Linked DNA regions of Homo sapiens: region 1 is linked to region 2. A link is a loop called in an ENCODE intact Hi-C map of the cell type or tissue named here. Cell type or tissue: PC-3. All regions are shown on one strand. Each heading gives the region's core, and the rest is flanking DNA. Links, peaks and the distances in the headings are about the cores only.

Region 1 (5,419 bases), core at 729-4,728, 56 kb before region 2:
GACCCTTTAAAATTATCTGGATAACCCTCTTAATTTTCAAATGAAGAAATTAAAATCCCAGAGAGATTATGAGTTACCTAAAATCACAGAACTAATTAGCAACAGAAACAACACTAGAAACTTTATTTCCTAGCTCCTGTTATTATGAAGAAGCCTATTACTTGTAATCTTTTAAAAATTAAGTAAAATATGATTAATTTAACCTAACCAACCAATTCATTCATTGGGCATAAGACTGTGGGCAGCTATAAAGAAAAATTTAGAGCAAGTCAAAACCAATTGCAGAACCAACATTTTTTAAAAGACTTTTGTAATGCAAATGTGAGTGAACTGTCCTATAATGACTCTCAAAGACCAAGACTCAAGCCAAAATATTTGTTCTCCCAAAACAAAATTCCAGATTTCAATGAATTGAAATTTCTTGGTGAAAAAAGAAAGAATAATTTTTGCTTAACTCTCTAAATCTATTTTTGCTTTATAAAGCTGCCTTCTTAAAGAGTGTTAGAACTAGTGAAGTATCTAGATAACTGTCCTTCAGCCTCATTTAAACAAACAAAAAACAAGCGTTTGTATTAACGTTGCATATTAAAAAATATTTCCCTTATCAAAAGAATCAGACTGCTTTCTCTAGTAGTCTGTGAACCAGCACAGTCCCAATGAACAGAAGCCTTTCAAAATGGATCTGATTTCAAATGGGCCACTCTACCTATTTTTCAGTGCTGGCCAGGCAAAAAGAAAGCACAATTTTATATGTACTGTAAATCTAATCCATTGACTGCCTTTAACCCCATTCACTCAAATATCCTACATTTGATTTAGAGTTTTCCCCACTCACTCTTTTCAAATTTGGAGTTACAGATGGTAGGGAAGGCAGGTGGAAAATAAGTTTAGTCTTCAGTCATCATCTGTTCACACTAGTGTCCCCTGAAATGCACATCATCACTTTTGGCCCACAGTTGCTATTGTCTCACCGTATTGGCATCTACCTTGGCCCTCCTGCCAGAAGTATTTTGACCTATGCTGGCATGTGCAGCTATTTGCTCATCTCAGGTACAAGACCTCCTCAGGCCTCTCAGGGCCATCTTCTTCTGTTCTTGGCCACATATAAATAACATTCTCTGCTCCCCACACCATACAGGGTACTTGGAGGACTCAGAAAGACATTCTTAATCCCACTGTCCTAGACATGTCATGCAGAGATTTTTACTCTATGTACTTTATGTGGACTTCTCAATGAGGACTTTAGTCTCCCTAGGCATCATCTTTGTGCCCAGATCCCCAAACTTATCTGGGAGCATTAGTGTTTCTATCCACCCTAAGAAAGACTCAAGGGCAGGCCAGGCATGGTGGCTCATGCCTGTAATTCCAGCACTTTGGGAGGCCGAGGAGGGCAGATCACCTGAGGTCAGGAGTTCAAGACCAGCCTGGCCAACATGGTGAAACTCCGTCTCTACTAAAAATACAAAGATTAGCTGGGTGTGGTGGTGCATGCCTGTGATCCCAGCTACTTGGGAGGCTGAGGCAGGAGAATCACTTCAACCTGGCAGGTGGAGGTTGCCATGAGCCGAGATCATGACACTGTACTCCAACCTGGGTGACAGAGTGAGACTCTGTCTCAAAAAAAAAAAAAAAAAGGAAAAGAGAAAGACTCAAGGGTAGGATGAGGGGCAAGGGGCTCTTTTCAGAGATTGCCGTCAGTGTCTAACAGTCCCGCTTCTCTTTTTCTTCTTCTTTTCCCTTTCCCCAGCTTGAGGATCTTTATCCCCTTTCATGGGAAAAACTCTTTGTTACATTATTATTATTATTTTAAATCTGTTCTTTATAGCATAAATTTTATGACTTGAGTCCTTTATAACAAACCTTGGTTTTTAACTCAAAGATAGACTTTTAATATTTAAGAGTCAGGCTTTTGTGTTTAAAAAACATGATTTTGAAACTGAAAACATATTTTTTTCAAACTGTTACCCCCACCATGAGTTTCATTGGACTATTTTAAAATTCAAAAGCCAAGGAAAAGTCTATTTTGAAAAATCAAAAGTATAGAACAGATATATCTCGTTGCATAAAAAGAAATACTGTAAAGGAAAAAACACACTGATTAACATAATTGCATATTATGATTCATATGCTATTTAATAAGTATTTCAAGATGACTGAAATCACAACTTTTTTCCACTATTTAAAATAGTCTTTGTTTATTTTGCTTTTTTATTGTGTTAGGAAAAACATATTTTACTTATAGGGATCATATGCTCTAGAAATGTGTATACTTTAATTAAACCCAGGTCACTAACTATCCCATTTTCTGGTTTCCTCATCTTTAGAAACATTTTGCATTAGTGACTTCTAAGACAAGTACAATAGTTTTCAAAGTTGGAAGTACAACCCATGATCCTTATATCTCCCCATTGTCAAATCCTGCAAAAGTTGGATTTTTATCTCTTAGAGAAGATGCTCTTTTTCTCTGTGACAACATATACTATTTCTTCATAAAATGTTTAAGCTGGTTGTCAAAAAAGTAACATCTTTTGAAGTTGTTTCTTTGTTGTTATTATTAAACTGAATCTTTAGCACAATTTGTCTTCAAAATTGAATGATTTAACATCCCATTTTAGTGGGATTATCCTGTTTGTGAGAACTTCTGATGATTTCTGAGAAATGTGTCTGGTAATGACAACATGATTCCTTTTCTTATTTGTGAACCAAGTCACCTTTTCCACATTTTCTTCTTTAAATACTTTTAGAATGTCATCAGAACAATGGCATGATTTGCAAGAGCAAAGTTCCTAACTATCCTGGCAGACCCATTACTGCTGAATCAATTATGATTTAAAACATCTCACACATGGAAAAACAAACAGTTCCGTGGGAAATAAATATCTTTTCCTTGAATCACAAGTATGCTCTTCTCTATTCTTCCAGAAAAGCACATTTTAGGCTATCAGTTCATGTTCTTCTTACCACACTGTAAGTGCCTTGTAAGGAGGAACTTTGCCTTTGCCTTCCAAGCGCATGACAGAGTCCCTGATACATGATACTCAATAAATGTTTACTGAATTAAGTAAATATGTAGCATTTTCAAAAGGAGATCAAGGCCCTTCCTGAAAGTAGGGACATTTATTAAATAATCTATTCAGGTCCCTTTTAGAAGTACAGTTTAAATTCTTAAATCATATAATTGAGAGCTACAAGGAAATTACTAGATGATCTTGTCAAAGTTTCTCATTTTCAGATGAAGAAGCTGACTCCCAGGAAAATTAAATGGCAATCCTAATGATATACAACTAGTTCGTGCTAGTTCTTGCTGCAGCGTCCAGGTCTCAGTGTCCTTTTCTATGGCTTCAGTTTAAGTAAGATTATTACAGTCAATTGACAACTGTGCTTTCCATCTTTAGGGTAATAAGGGGAAAAAAGGAGCTCCTGGTCCTTCTGGGAAACCTGGGATTCCTGTAAGTAACAGGCCTCTTTCATCTTTCTTGCTTTTCTAAATGGAACTGGCAACTTTAGCAAGCAGAAAAGTTTGGGGCCAATTGTGTCATCATGTTGGATAAATCAGATTGTCTTTTAAAAAAATTAAACCCATGCTGGAACACAGAGGGAACAAAATATGACCATTAACTCAAAACCAAACTTGCTGTTTAAATATAAGTCCCTGCAGTTGAAGGATGCTATTTTCCTGGTTATGAAGCCCTCCCGGTGGACTCATGCTTCTGACGGTGAACCACTGAAAAACAGAGAACTTAGAATCGTAACAAAATGAATGGTGACAAAGGCCAGAGATATTCAAGCATAATTAAAATGACATGAGCTAGATTTTAGAGGACTCAGCCTCTCATTCTCTAGACAAATAAAAAGTCTTAGGAAAAAAAATTTAATCTTTTCATCACAAAGATTAACTTTTACCTCACCATCAGTTTCCTCTCCTGGCCAGGCAGATAAGTGTTGACTGGCTCTTTAGCAAAGACTTTACTGGTGTCCCCTAGCCAAGGATTAGATGCCTGCTTTGGGTGACTTGTATTGGCTTGAAAAAAAAATAGAGAAAATGAATGTAAATTATAAGCACATTCAGATCAGAGATCCTTGCATATGAAATTTAGTTGCCCAAGTGTAGAAACAAAATGTTCAGACCTTACTTCAGTCATATAATTATCTGATTCAAAGTGGCAGCTGAATAGCCATAATTTATTTCTTGGGAAAATAACACAATACAAGGTTTGGCAGATGGGAAATGATAACCTCTATCCTAAGCTGACAGGTGCATATAGCTGATCTTTTCTCCACAATTATATAAAATATTGGTTGACACAATAAGAAACACCAGAGAATTACACTAAGGCGCAAAAGTTACACAGTAAATTGCTGATCAGCTTGGCATTTTTGTTTGGGGAACTTTTAAAGGCTTTTAAACTTTTAAAGTTATCTGTTGAATCCAAATAGTAAATCATTAAGGAATCCAGGAAACAGGAAAATTTGTCCTAGAACAAAATATAAAAATGTAAACTTCTCCAGCTCAATAAATAAAAAAGTATTTGTCATCTTAACATCTTTTCAGCATCTCTACAATCCAAATAATTTTTAATTATCAAGGGACTTCAAGGCCTACTTGGGCCAAAAGGCATACAAGGATACCATGGAGCAGATGGCATTTCAGGAAACCCTGGAAAAATTGGGCCACCAGGAAAACAGGGACTTCCTGTGAGTAGTACGGATATCTCTTTGCTCATTATTTCCTATGCATGTGTCTCCTTGCTAGACCATAGATATTTTGGCTATCTATTTTAGCTTTGGCATTGGCTCAGATTAAGCCAGTTCATTTCTCTAATAGCTATTATGCAGTTGTATTTAGGATTTCCAGGAACTGTCAATAGGTACATTCTCTTCAGTATTTTATATCTAATAACTCATAGTGTTAATAATTCATGCCATTTTAAAAATATAAAATCTGTTAAAGAAGACCTATAAAGAAGCAAAAGCTTAAGGACTACACAACCTGGCTGTACTTTGAGTTCATCAAATGTTTTAAGCCACCTTTGGAACATTTAGGTCTTGGCAGTAACTCAAGGTAGGTTCTGTGAAAAATCATTTTCCCTTTACTTTTATAGCCTCAGTATTTTACAAGAATTGTGTGAATATTTTCTCTGTGTTCATCTAATTCATTCATTGCAATAGGTCCATCAGCTGTCTCTCTTCTGATGTGTAATTCTTCATGCTATATATTAACTACATTTTAACTACCAGAAGAACTTTTGGTAGAATAGCAAATCCATGTCTATAATATGTGTCTACCCCTGTGAGGACAATCACAGCTAGCTCGAACTAATCCCCTAAGGAGCATTGCTGTGTTAGTAGCTCAGTGTTGGCCTCTACTTTTGGCAGGTTTGGCAGTCACCAGGGGTAGTAGCCAAATCAGCCTTGGTGA
Region 2 (5,419 bases), core at 640-4,639:
AAAATTTAACTTAAGTAAAATTCTAAGTAAAATTTTAACTTATAGCAGAAATGATATCCTAGTGTCAGATATCGGCAAAGGATTTTTTTTCTTTCTTGACAGAGTCTTGCTCTGTCACCCAGGCTGGCATGCAGTGGTGCAGCCATAGCTCACTGGAGCCTCGAACTCCTGGGCTCAGGCAATCCTCCCACCTCAGCCTCTCAAATAGCTAGGACTACAGGTGCGTGTCATTGCACTTGGCTAATTTATTTATTTATTTATTTATTTATTTATTTAATGATTTTTTTTTTTTCGGTAGAGACAGTGTCTCCCAGTGTTGCCCAGGCTGGCCTCGAACCCTGGCCCCACGTGATTCTTCTGGCCTCTGCCTCCCAAAGCCCCAGAATTACAGGCATGAGTCACTATACCTGACCTGAAAATAATTTTGACAAAATGTAACAACTTGAATCATATAACTTACAGCTATAGAAATAATAAAAAAAAACAGAGAACAATCTCAGCATGAATTTTCAGATTAGCTGCTTCATATTTATAATATACTATTTAATGAAATCATAAAATATTGAAACATCCCATTGACATTTTCTCTAATATTATCTCTAAGTTAATATGTCTTCACAGTTCTTGATTAGCAGTTGTCTTATTTGCCTCCAATTTGAAAGTGAGAAGGATGGTTTCTGCATTAGAAGGAAAAACTAGGATATGGGAAATAGGTCCTAAATATTAACACAGTAAGCATTTAAAGCATATATATGTATGTATTTCTTTTTAAAATTCATAAATAGTATAAATCATTCATTTAAAAGTATCAAACTTTTTAAATTCAAGAACACTTACCATTACATTTGTACAGACTTTAAATTTTAAATTCCCAATCTGTATGCTTGTGTACACCTTCTTTATCCAGATAAAAAACATGAGGTAGGTCATGCAGAAGCACATGCCTGTGGTACCAGCTACTCAGGGATCCTAAAGCAGAAGAATTGCTTGAGCCCAGGAGTTCAAAGCCAGCTTGGGTAGCATAGCAAGACTCCCGTCTTTAAAGAAAATTTAAAAATTAAAAAAACACACATCAGGAAGAAAATTGATAAAAGTCTTGAAAATCATAATTCTAAAGTGAACCTTGGAGATTATCTTCACTAGACCTATTATATTACAATTTAGATATCTGAGGTCCAAATGTGCAGCAGTTCACTTAAGACCATATAGCAAATTAAGTTACAAAGACAAAACCAGAGCCCAGATTCCCAATTCCTATATGATTGTGTTTTTCTATAAATTATAGTGCCTTTCAGAAAAAGAGGGTTAGGAGGTCTTGGTAAGGAATATGGTGTGTGTGTGTGTGTGTGTGTGTGTGTGTGTGTGTGTGTGTGTGTGTGTATCCTCCACCTAGATCAAGAGTAGCCCAGCTGTCACCCGCATGACAACTTGAAGAGTTTATGTTCTTATTTGCAGTCACGCCCTATGACTTGTGGTGCTCACTCATTCCATTCTAATTACATTACTATCTAGTTAATCTTATTTAATATTACTAAATTCTCCTTTCAAACCAATGAATCTCAACCAGGAGCCATTTGTCCCCCTACCACCCTAGGAGACAATTGGGGGAAAAGAATGAGATGTCAGTGGCATCTAGTGGGTAGAAGCTAGGGATGCTGCTAAACATCCTACAATGGAAGCTCCTCAGTTTATAAATGAGAAAAGGAAGCTCTGTGCAACTGAGCCAGCCTAAAATAAAGATCATGAAGCTAAATCAAGATTGCATTTACATAAGGGAAATGACATAAAGGAAATGACATTAGGAAATGAAATAAAAGAATTTACAAAAAGGAAGACTAACATACTCAAGTTTAAGGATATGCACTTACACGTATTTTTAAAGTATACTGATAAAATATGTTACTTTTGGAGGATCGTATGTAAATTCTGGGATAAAGTGAAAAGAGAATCTTGTTTTCATAGGAAGTGTTTTTACTATAGCCAAATAACCACCATAACCATTCAGAGTAATTTGGTTCCCCTTTAGAAAATTAACATAGACGGCCAGGCACAGTGGCTCATGCCTGTAATCCCAGCACTTTGGGAGGCCAACGCAGGTGGATCACTTGAGGCCAGGAGTTTGAGACCAGCCTGGCCAACATGATGAAACCCCATGTCTACTAAAAATACAAAAAAAATTAGCCAGGAGTGGTGGCGCACGCCTGTAGTCCCAGCTACTCGGAAGGCTGAGGCAGGAGAATGACTTGAACCTGGGAGGCAGAGATTGCAGTGAGCCGAGATCGCACCACTGCACTCCAGCCTGGGAAACAGAGCGAAACTACGTCTCAAAAAAAAAAAAAAAAAGAAAGTAAAAGAAAATTAACAGAGACAATCATGGTGTTGTTATAAACTACTTTACTTACTTAATTTTATTTTTTGGAGACAGAGTCTCACTCTGTCACCCAGGCTGGAGTGCAGTGGCGTGATCTTGGTTCACTCCAACCTCTGCTTCCCGGGTTCAAGCAATTCTTGTGCCTCAGCCTCCCGAGTAGCTAGGACTACAGGAGTGCACCACCATACCCGGCTAATTTTTTTGTATTTTAGTAGAGATGGGGTTTCACTATGTTGCCCAGGCTGGTCTCAAACTCCTGAGCTCAGGCAATCCGCTGGCCTTGACCTCCCAAAGTACTGGAATTACAGGTGTGAGCCACCATGCCTGGCCTATAAACAGCTTTATATAGAATAGACAGTGAATCACTTCACCTTAATGGTGTATTAGCTAGAGTAATAAAAAAGAACTAATAAAATGTTATATTGTTGGAATCATATTTTTTTAACTTGGCTACTTTCCCTATTCTATGTGGTTACATTGGAGTTGCCCTGCCCTATCCTGGTGGGTTTGAAGTATTTTGTTTGATCATATTTGTGATCTGACTTGTTCTGAATAATAAGCTGAAGTGAACTTTATAAAATCAGCAGTAGAAATTGTTTCTTATTTTTCTATGATAAATTCCTCTTTTGAAGTCAAAGGTAACATATGTATTTTGTACTGAACCATCAGTGATATTTTCCAAATGTCAAAAACTTGCTAAGTGGAATGGACTATTGCAACTGTTTATTATTTTTACATTGTTGATCCAAAATGGAGAAGCGGACATAACCAATTTCACTTTGAGCTTCTGTATATTTAAAAGGCTATCTCCAATGTGACATTTCTGTCAGCTACCCTGCAGCTTCTGAGATATATGCATTGGTTGATAATTAAATGAATGGATGATGTTAAAATTAACTAGTATTAACTAGTATTAATTTTGACTAGTATTAAAATTAACTGGTATTAATTTTAACATCATTCATTCATTTAATTATGTACAAGTTTTGTACATTCTCTGCTTAAACTTGTAATCATAAACCAGATAAACTGAGACATGTCTAGCAGGCACAGTGTTGGAGTACTCTGATCTTTTCAAGTTACTATGTATTGTTTGTTCTAGCTATCACAGTATATTTAGGATTAACAGCTTTGGCAATACAAGATGCTTAATACTAAGTCAAGCATGGTGTCAACATTATCCAAAACTTAGCTGAAGATAAGTGTTGCTTTGCCATCTTTTAACCGTAATTGGAGTTGACTCAATATAGTCTTAACATTTAGCTGAACATCTAAGTTACTTTTGAACAGATGTACAGGGCCTTTGAGCATTTTTAACAGTAATTATTGCTTCGCTTTGAAAAATGTCAACATAACTTTTGACATTTTGCGATACACCTTTTCACTTTTCTAATTTCTAAATTAATACTAATTAATTTTAACATCATTCATTCATTTAATTATCAATAAAAATGGAGAAGTATTATTTTGGAGAGATTTTCAGGTGAACTCAACAGGAGTTAGTAACCAGTTTACAGGTAGATAAAGGAAATTAATGTGTCTAAGAACACCGAAGTTTCTATATTTGATGATTAGGTGGATGGTAGTTAGAAATAACAGGAAAAACATCTTTAGACAATACTAATATTTTAAAATGTTACATTTATAATAGTTTATTAAAATGAGTAAATTCAGTTTCTAATAATATCGATAAACAGGAAAATAAATATCCAGCTTGTTTATGAATATGGATGATTGCTAAGTACCACAGCATATAACTTTAGAATACTAAAACAATTTTAAATTGTATGACTTGCCTGGCACGAAAGGCAGTTACAGAGGTTGAATATTAGTTATCTTGCTTATACCCAACCAAAAGTATAATATATAGGTCTTGTGTTTGTCTCCATTTCTTCCAGGGTCCTCAAGGACCAAGAGGTCAACCAGGGCCTCCAGTGAGTTGGTTTTCATTTATATCTGTTTACCATTGATGCTTATATGTTTGCCTGGTTTAAGATGTCTACTAAATAAATGTGTATTTTTTTTAATTTGCTGTGTTCTAGGGTCCACCTGGAGCACCAGGCCCAAGAGTAAGTTTGCTTGGTTTGATTTTGTTTTGTTTTATCTTAGTATGTCATATTAACTTTTTAAATATCCTTCTGTTAACTCTCTATTAAAAGGTATCCCTTTTGGATACCTCTGTTCTTTTTTGCTAACCTGATACAGGGCTGGCCCAGCTACACAAACATGAAATCCAAGCCTCAGACTTCTTATTTATAAAATGGAGATGGTATCTCCTGCTTTCTTGGGTGGTTTCAAGTGTTGAGTAAGAAGTAAAGCATGCAGCACATTGTATAATACATAATAAGCACTTGAAAAACTAATTATCTCCATTTCTTCCTAATTCTACATCTTCACTCTCCTTTTTTAAATGTTCTCTTTTTGCCAGCCAGGGTTATCCACTTCTTTGATTTACATGAAGTAAATCAAATCTTTCTCAGTTGCTGGTAACTCTGGAAGCCATCAGACTTCTCTTATGTTTGCTTATTATCTAACTACTATGACCCAAAACTTGCTACCCTTATCTCTGAGGCAATGTTTATGTTGCTTCTGCTATTCTCATGCCCTCTGATATTCTAAGTTTGATTTTCCTTATGCTTTGTATCCACTCTCATATTCCGCAGTCTGTTTGTCTTTCTGCTCCCTATGAAAGGTCTCTCTCCATCTGCAACCTCACCCACACCCCACTCCTCCAGCCTCCTGGTCAAATACAGTGGTCCTTGGTCACATTTTCTGCCTAACATGGATCTACTGTTCGCTACACCATCCCAAACAATAGTCAGTCCTATGCCATTTAAGCCTTCTTATTTCACATGCTGCTCTGATGTCATTTAGATCTCTGCTAGTTCTAGGTGGTGGTTTCCTGTGGTCTACTCTCAGCAGATCAGGAACTCTTCATTTCCCTCAGCTTTTCATTGGGGCAAGGAATAACTTCCAGGCAAAGTGCCACAAGGAAGACTATCCCCTTGAAAACAAGAGACCCATTTATCTGTGATTTTAAAAAATCAC

The links. Peaks named below come from ENCODE experiments on the same cell type or tissue, not always from the same donor. Only the 100,000 strongest peaks of a DNase experiment are listed, where the experiment ranks them.
Region 1: it touches region 2 in a loop (5-fold over the local background); 1 of 110 quality-filtered maps calls a loop at or near these places.

Annotation. Positions count from the first base shown.
Region 1 is chr1:85,816,064-85,821,482 of GRCh38, reverse strand. It overlaps COL24A1 (collagen type XXIV alpha 1 chain), which reads left to right. Exons shown (of 60, transcript NM_152890.7): 46 at 3,396-3,449; 47 at 4,588-4,695. Among named protein-coding and RNA genes, the nearest start is that of ZNHIT6, 110 kb to the right of the region's middle. In PC-3, for the core only: no CTCF peak of the experiment used is centred there; a DNase peak (open chromatin) is centred at 2,922; H3K4me3 peaks cover 1,181 bases; H3K27ac peaks cover 2,363 bases.
Region 2 is chr1:85,760,417-85,765,835 of GRCh38, reverse strand. It overlaps COL24A1 (collagen type XXIV alpha 1 chain), which reads left to right. Exons shown (of 60, transcript NM_152890.7): 54 at 4,270-4,305; 55 at 4,414-4,440. Among named protein-coding and RNA genes, the nearest start is that of ZNHIT6, 55 kb to the right of the region's middle. In PC-3, for the core only: no CTCF peak of the experiment used is centred there; a DNase peak (open chromatin) is centred at 2,805; H3K27ac peaks cover 1,883 bases.